Regions from separate parts of the Homo sapiens genome. Here all the other regions are linked to region 2. A link is a contact called in ENCODE Hi-C or POLR2A ChIA-PET data. All regions are on one chromosome and are shown on one strand. The core of a region is the stretch at or near the end of the contact, and the rest is flanking DNA. Distances in the headings are between cores, read along the strand shown.

Region 1 (2,781 bases), core at 156-2,655, 3.1 Mb after region 2:
TTATTCATGACAAAGCTGGTTTTGAGGAGCACCACATACTTAATGAATAGAGAATACAGTGTGTACCCAACGAAAAACTGAGCAGGTTTATTTAGGACTCAAAACATTTAACGAGTTATTTCAGAAAATATCATCTTCTACACATCTTCCATATAAATTCCGATAGCCTAATACAGCATCTATGTGCCTACAAATAATATCACACTCAGCACTTGAGGCTGCGAAATCTTCCACAAATACTTCTTTTAATGCGGCCTCCTACTTCCTGGATGAAAATGTCTGAAGTTTTGCGAATCTTTACTTCAGGAAAGAAGAGGGTTTCTGCCCCTGCCCCATCTTCTCCCCTTCTGCGACCCGGCGGTCTTCAGTTTTCGGGAGTTCCTAGGGTGGGATAGAAGAACGACACACCCACCCGCAGGGACAAGGGTGCCTTTAGAGCCACCAATACAACATTCGGATCGAAGCTGTAAGCTAACACACTTCCACAAGAGGACTCCCGCTCCTAACAAGGGACCCCCACCCCGGAAGCCCCGAGTCCCCAGAGGAACCTACCTGAGCGCCGCCCCCGAGCTCTGAGCGCCCACTTCCTGTTTACCACCCAGCCTCTTCCTCCCGTGCCCAGTCCCGTTCGAGGCAGCGGGCGGCGACCGTGCGCACGCGCCAACACTTGAGTTCCCCTCTTTCCAAACAGGCATTTTTGTGGAAAGCCGATACTGTCAACCCGGGAGAGGTGGCCAGACAACGGCCGAACGAACCCCAGTTTAGCTTGTATTATAAGCTCTCCAATGACCAATGGAGATGCGGGGCAAGGGGATTCAGCGGATCTAGCTGTTAATGCCACTGATTTGTGGTGACCAATATGGATTTTCTTTCTGTCGTTTGTTTCAAGGCACTAGAAGGAGACTTTTGGTCCACTGTCCAGGGGTCTATGGAGACTAATGTAAAAGGGGGTGATCCTATTGCTTGAGACTCCGGGGAAGTAGCGGGGGATATTACTGAGAAACACCCATCCTCTGACATACTTACCAAATTTCTCAGAGTCGGTTCAGCAGTTCTTCTAAGGGAAGAAGGGCAATATATCGGAGTCCACAAGCGAGAAAAAGAGGGAGTCGGAGAACCGAGACTACAGAACCAGGGTGACGGAAAACCAGGACGGCGCCAAGCCGGAGTCACGTGACCCGGCGGCCATGATAGCTACCGAGGCGGTAGTGCGCGCAGCTCAGGGGCGGGTATTGCCGCGGCGTTGCAGTCCCCTCAAAACGCTTCGTTCATCATCCCTTTCTAACTTCTCCCTCGGCCTTCCTTTTGAGCTATGGTCTTTTTCCCAGACAGGAAGAGAAGAGTTGCCCCTACCTCCGGAGCCGAGGGAGAATGCCGCAATAGCGATGGCGGCCCTCGGCGCAGTGGGGCGGCCTCAACCTAACCCGGGGCGGGGCCTCGGGGGCGGGGTCTCGGCGGGGCGGTCGCTTTGGAGCCGCAAAGTTTGGCTGTGGCGGCAAATGGGCTTGGGCGGCTCCTCGGCGGGTGGCGGTGGTGGCCGTAGCGGTTCCTCCTGGCCCTGTTAATGTCGGGGCCAGGCCGGGGGAGGATGGCGCCCTAGAACCCGGCCTTGCTGGGGTAGGGGCGGGAGGGGACGGGGTGGGGACCGGCCATGTCGGAGGTGACCCGGAGTCTGCTGCAGCGCTGGGGCGCCAGTTTTAGGAGAGGCGCCGACTTCGACTCTTGGGGCCAGCTGGTGGAGGCGATAGACGAGTATCAGATGTGAGTGACTAACCGCGGGAGCAGGCCAGACCGGCTCCAGTCGTGCGCCTCTCCCTTGTTTCTGTCGGTGTCTCTCATCACCGTATCTGCAGCCAAGGCTTCTCAGGGTGGGGCTCCGCAGGCACTGGGGCTGAGATCCCTCGCCACCAGCCCCAGCGAGGCTGCTCTAGGGACAACGGCTCCGCTCTCTGGGGTGACTCGCCTTCTTCCCTCTCCGCCTCCGCAGGGACAGTTCCATTCAACAGGTAGCCCTTCTTTCCTGGGGCGCAGGCCCCAGCAGGCTATCTGCTTAGTTCCTTTCCACCGTCTCGCGGGTCCCCCACTTGGCAGTCAGTTTCCTTTCCTCCTCCTCTCCCAGGTTGCTTTTCCTCGATTTCCTTTTGAAATTCTCTGAGGAATACTTGTGTGTTCTCCGCCCACGTTCCAAGGATGAGTGGCCTTGCTCTGTGTGTGTCTTCCTTCTTCCATGCGTAGGAAAGGAGGGAACTGTTTGCGATTGAGGGGATGGGGGGGAGCCCAGGAAGCAACGAGGGCCAGGGATACCTCTTCTGCCAAAAGAAGGGTCTCCTCTCGCGCTCCTTCTCCACCCCTCTTTCTGGTGAGCCGTGTTTTCAGAATTCCACCTCGATTTCGTTTCGGTTTCTGGGACTGTTATTTGGTAGGCTGTGAGTCCCACCCACCCCCTCGCTCGGTTGCCTTGGGTGGAGTCCGCGCAGGATGTGAACCGAAGAGAGCAAAATGTGAATTAATGGACCACGCACAGGAGCTCCACGCCCTCCTTGGATCCCTCCTCCTTTTCCTGTATATAATGTATAGCCGCAGGGTACAAGTGAGTACCAGTTTCCTTGAGCAACCTAAGACCAATTTCTTGCCCTTTCTGGTTTCCACAGAAAACTTCAGGGTTGTCTTAAAAAATAAAAGACAAGATTTATATACACATAAAACCTTGCTTAGGTTTTTGCACATTTTACTGAACTTAAGAACTGTCTGCCAAAATGCTATTGTTTGCAAACTCGCCAT
Region 2 (2,934 bases), core at 316-2,815:
GGGTGGATCACGAGGTCAGGAGTTCCAGACCAGCCTGGCCAAGATGGTGAAACCCCGCCTCTATTAAAAATACAAAAAATTAGCCAGGTGTGGTGGCAGGCGCCTGTAAACCTAGCTACTCGGGAAGCTGAGGCAGGAGAACCGTTTGAACCCAGGAAGTGGAGGTTGCAGCGAGCTGAGATTGAGCCATTGCACTCCAGTCCGGGCGACAGTGCGAGATTTCGTCTCAAAAAAAATAAAACTATTGAAAAAAAAAAAAAAAGATCCTGAGCCCCGGTTTTCCGAGATTTTATCTGCTTTTAATTTTCTTTCTTCTCCGAGGGATACAGTCACAATACACTGGATCTATAATACCCTCCAATAATACCAGCTCCTTAAGGGTTGAACGGAATCTCATTCACCTTTGTGTCTCCCACAGAACCTAATTTAACTTGGGGTCAGTAACACGAGAGTGGGAAATGAATGCAGCATAAAAGAGATAACTGAGTTACAACAAACACAAAACAAAAGAAGCATCATACATAACCAGGTCTGAGGTTTTCAGTATAAAATCCCTTCAATATGCTGAGTTCTAAAAAGAAGCAGAACTTTTAATTAACACGAAGATGCTTCAAATAATTCTTAGACATGACAATAAAATAACCAAAACCTCAAGAGACGAAAAGTAAGACCCGAATGCTAAACTCCCATCACTTGGACTCCTTTGCTTTTTAATAATGAGCTAACCTCTGACATCCACCTCCATTATAATTTTTGTGGGGGCTAAGAATGTATTTCAGAGGTCCATGAATCCCTTAAAATTGTTTGCAAACATTTACTTATACATTTACTTATACCATTTTTCTGAGGAAAGGTGCAAATATTATTCTTATGGTCCCAAAGCCTGTGACTCCCAAAATACTAAGAACCAATATTCTGGGGGGTACAGATGCTTCCAAATTGGAATCTTTCAAGAATGTCTGAGCGGTAGTAGAAAAAACATCATCAGTTTTATATACATGAGGTACCCTTACCGCCTAGGCGGTACAGGAAAAGTGAACCAAGACAAAGGACAGGAAGCTGCAGGGGGAGGAGCCCTGGCTTCAGGGACTCGTAAAACAACCGAAGCCATAAAGGAAGCTGAGGGACTGGGGCGGGAAGATCGATTGCAGAAATGTTTAGGGCTGAGATGAACCTGGCTGTTGCCAGCTTCAGGGCCTCACTGGGCCGCTAGATCAGGGAAGAAGGGGACGAGAGAGCAGAACATTAACTTGGCAGGGTCCATTTGTGTTCATTCCCAGCACCTCCTGGGAGCGCTGGGGAAGCTCCAGGGGCCGAGTGGATGGCGGGAAGACATCCTGGGCTGGGGCCCAAAGCAGCGGCCCCGCCAGCGATTTACCTTCATAGGGTCAGCGAGGTAAAGCTTCTCGGCAGCGCGGCTGAACTCCTCCCAGGTCTGGTACTGCGGCATCGTGGCCTAGAGTGGAAAAGTAAAGAGAAGCAAGGCCTCAGAACCCGGCCCAACAAACTACCTACGTCCGGGAGTCGCCAACCGACGCGAGTCCCAGCAGCCCCAAGATGGCGGCGCCTCCTCGCACCAACGCCTCGCTCCATTGGACAGCCCCGTCCATGCTCGCCCAATGGGCAGGAGGGATGTTGTCAGGGAGTGGGCGGAGCCCAGGGCGTGTGGCTCGAGAGCTGAGCGAGACAAGCGGAGGGCACGGCAACCAATGCCGGCTGCCACAGCGCCCCCGGTAGGGCTGAATGAGTGGCGTCCGTCCCGTGGCCCTCAGGGCTGAACCGCAGCTGCCTTCAACAAAGATTAAGCGGCTCTGCGATAGTCGCTGCATATACGAGGAAGGAGGCGACAGGGCCCAGCTGTCACACAGCTTGGTGAAGAAGCCAGGAGACATAAACACAAGAGTGCAACGGAAAACTTTATATGATAAACATTTATGTCGGGTTAGTGGAGCGCGAAGGAAGAAGGATCTCTTGTGGGTGGGGGGAGACTCACAGAAGCGGTGCAAGCTCAACAGGTAGGCAAGGAAGGGCAGAACACGTAGGCCCATTTTAGATCTGCAGTGTATGTCAGATGACTGGTGTTTAGGAGATGAGGAAGAAGCCATATTATCACTTCTGCAAGGATAAAAAATCTGATCCTCCAAGCAGGAGGATCGCTTGAGCCCGGGAGTCCGAGGCTGCAGTGAGCCATGATCGCGCTACGCACCCAGCCTGGGCTTCAGAGGAAGACGCTGGCGCAAAAGTAAATAAATAAAGAAGATGGCCTGCAGGGGACACCAGGTAAAGGGTATTATATTTTGAGATGGAAAGATTTTGTGCATGTTTATAACTTTTAGAGAAGGACACATAAGAGATAGAAAAATAAAAAATACAAGAGAAAGAAGAAAGCGAGGTCTCGGGAAATATGAAGGGGAAGACCAAAGGCCCAGATGAATAAAAACAGGTGCATTATTGCCTTTGATGGGGTGAGGAGGAGGGAAAAGTCGGGTGAGGGTATAGGTGAGCATGTAGATACGAGGGCAAGAAGGTACATTTTCTTGTCACCTAAGACAGGAGACCACCTTCGTAAATAGGAAGGGTGGTTTTGGATCTTTGAGGAAGCAAGGATGGGTTTGGATCCTTGAGGAGAAGGTTTGGAAAAGCCATTGTGAGAAATGAATAAGGAAGCCTATTAGAAAAAAACAGGTGGGAAGCGGTGGTGCACACCTGCAATCCCAGCACTCTGGGAGGCTGAGGTGGGCAGATCACTTGAAGTCAGGAGTTCAAGACCACCCTGGTCAACATCGTGAAACCCCATCTCTACTAAAAATAAAAAAATTAGTTGGGCTTGGTCGTGGGTGCCTGTAATCCCAGCTACTCTACTCGGGAGGCTGAGGTAGGAGAATCTCTTGAACCCAGGAGATGGAGGATGTAGTGAGCCAAGATCGCATATCA
Region 3 (3,040 bases), core at 2-2,501, 4.9 Mb before region 2:
TGGGTATAGATAAGTCCTACATACGAAAAATGATATGGTCACACTGGAGAAGATACAGATCTACTTTAAAAAAAAACAGCTTTGGAGATGTAATCTGAATGCAAATATTATCAAAAAGAGATAGGCTAATTAATCTAGAAAACATTATGTCACCAAGAAAGGCAGAGTAAGATTTCAACTCACTTGCTCAAAATTGTAGATGTCTACTAACCAGCTAAAACTTTTCGCTTTTTAACACTGAAAGCAGCTACTAAAAGGTGTCAAAAATCCTAGTCCTCAGGAAATTAAATAGAAACATTTTTTGAATGGCTTAAGTGCAGACCCAGAGGGATACACCAAGTAGGAGCAAAGCTCCTCCCAGCTCTCACTCAAAGCCTGGCCATTTTCAAGGCTGTGCCTGATGAACTTTATCATCAGTGAAGTGTTTTCAGTTTATATTTCTTTTCTCTAAGTTTATGACCTACAACTACCAACTTCTTCAAATGCATCACGTAAAAAGTAGAGCAACTTCTTTAAAGAGTAATGGTTTGCTTTGTCGTACTGCAATAGTCGGTAAGAATGTTCTAAGCTTCTAAATATCCCATTCTGGAAGCTTTAGCTGAATGTTAAGCAAAACTTCAGATTAAGTTCTTTTTCTTTCCGACCCGAGTCCCTAGGAAAGTACGTGGGCTTGGAGATTTATTCAACACACACTTAATGAGCTCCAAGGCCCCGGTCCACAAGCTTCTTTCCGACAAGGGGACTGGCAATCTGACTGCACTGCATGGTAACAGGAACGGGTAACAGTGGCTTTGACATGCAGCTCAAAACCACTTGCCCAGAACTTTCAGGCCTTTCCATGTAACACGCACGATTTTACAGAAGTGCTTTCTCCAGGCTGCACCCGCCAAACCTGACGCCAAAAGACTCATTGCGAAGTGCAGCGAGGTCTCGGCGGAGGACCTGACACTGAGCGTGCGCAGGCAGGAGCAGCCGACCGAAGAGACCGCCACAGAGGGCACAGGGCAGAGGCACCCTCATGGCCCGGCTCCGGGGAGCGGACGCCGCGCGCACCTTCATGAACTCGTCCTTGTCGAAGCAGAGCGTGTCCGGCCCCTTGGGCAGGTTCATCCTACTTTTCTCCATCCCGCCGGCCACCGCCTCTCAGTGCCAAGATCCAAGCGAGAAAACGCAGGAGGCTGCGCAGACCGACTCGGCGGCCGCGGCCACCGCCAGTTTCCACGGCACAGGGGGGTCCGCTTCCGCCAACATGGCAGCGCCCGCGCCGCGGCCAATGAACGACGGCACCGCAAGCCGGCCTGCGCCTGGCTCTGGCCAAGAGGGGCGCGGGGGCCGCCGCTGCTGCACGGGTAGGCCGTGCTGCCCTCATGTGGCGGAGGGCGGTACTGCAGCCTCGCGCGGGCTCCTGCAAGGCTGCCCACCTCCCTAGGAGGCGTGGCTGAGCTGCAGGGGTGGGTCAAAAGGGGTGAGCGGGTCTCCCTCCCACCCCCACCGTTTCTACTGGGAAAAATTGTCCTACAACGCTTTTCCAGTGCCTTCTACCCTGAGACTGCTCTGCTTCGTTATGCATGGCCAGAAGTTGGCCCTTTGGTTCTCAGGCCCGTTTTCCAGGTTGGACGTATCACCGTGGTCGCATTCTTCACCTCCCTGTGCGCGGTCACTGCCGCTGGTGGGCGCTAACGCCTCTATGGAGACCCCCGCCCTTAGCCTCTGTCCCCACAGAGAAGTGTAGCGTCTCCTCCACTGGGCTCCGTTACTGGGAACTCATAGGGAAGAAGGTGGTCAGCTAGGCGGCTTTGGGTCCTCTGAGTAGCTCCCTGCTCAACCTCGGTCTCCGTTCCAGGTGGGCAGCCTCTGAGCGCAACTTTGGGTCTTCAAGGTGCTTAAAGGAGTGCCTCGCTATCTGATTAAACACAGCAGACAAATACATGTGCATGCACATTTATTTTTAATTTCAACCAGGAATGGACAAATTTTTGTGTTGTGGCCAGTACTGGTGCAACCAAACCAATTTCTTAGACTGTCTTCCTCCTCCTCCCCCCACCCACCCCAATTTTATTCTGAGACGTTCTTCCTTTATCTCCTCCCTTGCTTTTTTCTCCTCTTGTCCCTTCCGCTAGCTGTAAATACCGTGGTCAAATGATGATGATTCATTTTTCTTCTTTTCTCCTTGACATTCGGATGATTCAAACCACAAACCTCACTTCACACTCTTCATTCTGCAAACCTTTCCTTCCCGCTTCTGTTGAGGAATCTAGGCCTCTCTTCCCAATTTTTCTCCTTGGAGATAAGATTAACGCCATGATGGCCTGTAAAAAGGAATGGGACAGCAGAGGGTAAGACCTCACCATGAGACTTTGTATTTCAAGTATCTCAACTAGAAAACTGGTCACTTAAAAAAAAATGTAGGCGTAGAATCCAAAACGCTCTACTCCCTAGCACTGGACCTAGCAGGCCCTGTTGAAGAGCCTATTTCCTGCCAGTATCTACAGAACAGATGAACAGGATAAGAGCCGGAAGCTAGCTGGAGGATCAAAATATTCTGCCAGAGGAGCGATTGGGAAAAGTACATCCTAAGTCCCTGTTATGTTTGTTTTGCTGGAGGAAATGAAAACCTCATTTTCTGTTTAATTTTTTGTTTTCTCTTGTTATGAAAATTTTCAAGTACACAGAAGTGTGGAGAGCACAAGAACCCCACCCTATGTACTTAGCACCTCGCTTCAACCATCATCAACCTGTCTCCTCTGCCCTTCCCCACCCACCGCATCGAGACCTTCTTTTTTTGTTGTTTTATATATATATATATATACATATATATATATATTTTTTTGAGACGGAGTTTCACTGTTGTTACACATGCTGGAGTGCAATGGCATGATCTCTGCTTACCGCAACCTCCACCTCCCAGGTTCAAGCGATTCTCCTGCCTCAGCCTCCCGAGTAGCTGGGATTACAGGCATGTGCCACCATGCCTGGCTAATTTTGTACTTTTAGTAGAGATGGTGTTTCTCCCTGTTGGTCAGGCTGGTCTCGAACCCCT

What was found. Hi-C counts contacts between places; a loop is a spot of excess contacts on that map. ChIA-PET counts read pairs that join two places held with the same protein, here RNA polymerase II (POLR2A). Pooled maps may share reads with other maps.
Region 1: a pooled map shows a loop between it and region 2 (22-fold over the local background). The contact joins the promoter of BROX here to the promoter of SRP9 in region 2. A Hi-C loop is called at or near these places in 10 of 50 pooled maps. POLR2A ChIA-PET finds 5 or more read pairs at or near these places in 2 of 52 experiments (CD4-positive, alpha-beta T cell and OCI-LY7).
Region 3: a loop to region 2 is called in a map of CD8-positive, alpha-beta T cell, with 8 times the contacts of the local background. The contact joins the promoter of COG2 here to the promoter of SRP9 in region 2. A Hi-C loop is called at or near these places in 2 of 168 maps with a recorded cell type or tissue (CD8-positive, alpha-beta T cell and naive thymus-derived CD4-positive, alpha-beta T cell) and 7 of 50 pooled maps. POLR2A ChIA-PET finds 5 or more read pairs at or near these places in 1 of 52 experiments (activated B cell).

The regions. Positions count from the first base shown.
Region 1 is chr1:222,711,188-222,713,968 of GRCh38, reverse strand. BROX (BRO1 domain and CAAX motif containing) reads right to left here and starts at 1,405. Exons shown (of 13, transcript NM_144695.4): 1 at 1,027-1,405. It overlaps AIDA (axin interactor, dorsalization associated), which reads left to right and starts at 1,478. Exons shown (of 10, transcript NM_022831.4): 1 at 1,478-1,761. The coding sequence starts at 1,652. RefSeq lists enhancers at 208-427, 796-1,710 and a silencer at 1,378-1,597.
Region 2 is chr1:225,776,457-225,779,390 of GRCh38, reverse strand. SRP9 (signal recognition particle 9) reads right to left here and starts at 1,565. Exons shown (of 3, transcript NM_003133.6): 1 at 1,379-1,565. The coding sequence starts at 1,450. RefSeq lists enhancers at 1,226-1,595, 1,846-2,065, 1,812-2,572.
Region 3 is chr1:230,640,692-230,643,731 of GRCh38, reverse strand. COG2 (component of oligomeric golgi complex 2) reads right to left here and starts at 1,251. Exons shown (of 18, transcript NM_007357.3): 1 at 1,054-1,251. The coding sequence starts at 1,125. LOC124904545 (a long non-coding RNA gene) reads left to right here and starts at 3,035. Exons shown (of 2, transcript XR_007066935.1): 1 at 3,035-3,040. RefSeq lists an enhancer at 1,008-1,227 and a silencer at 1,318-1,457.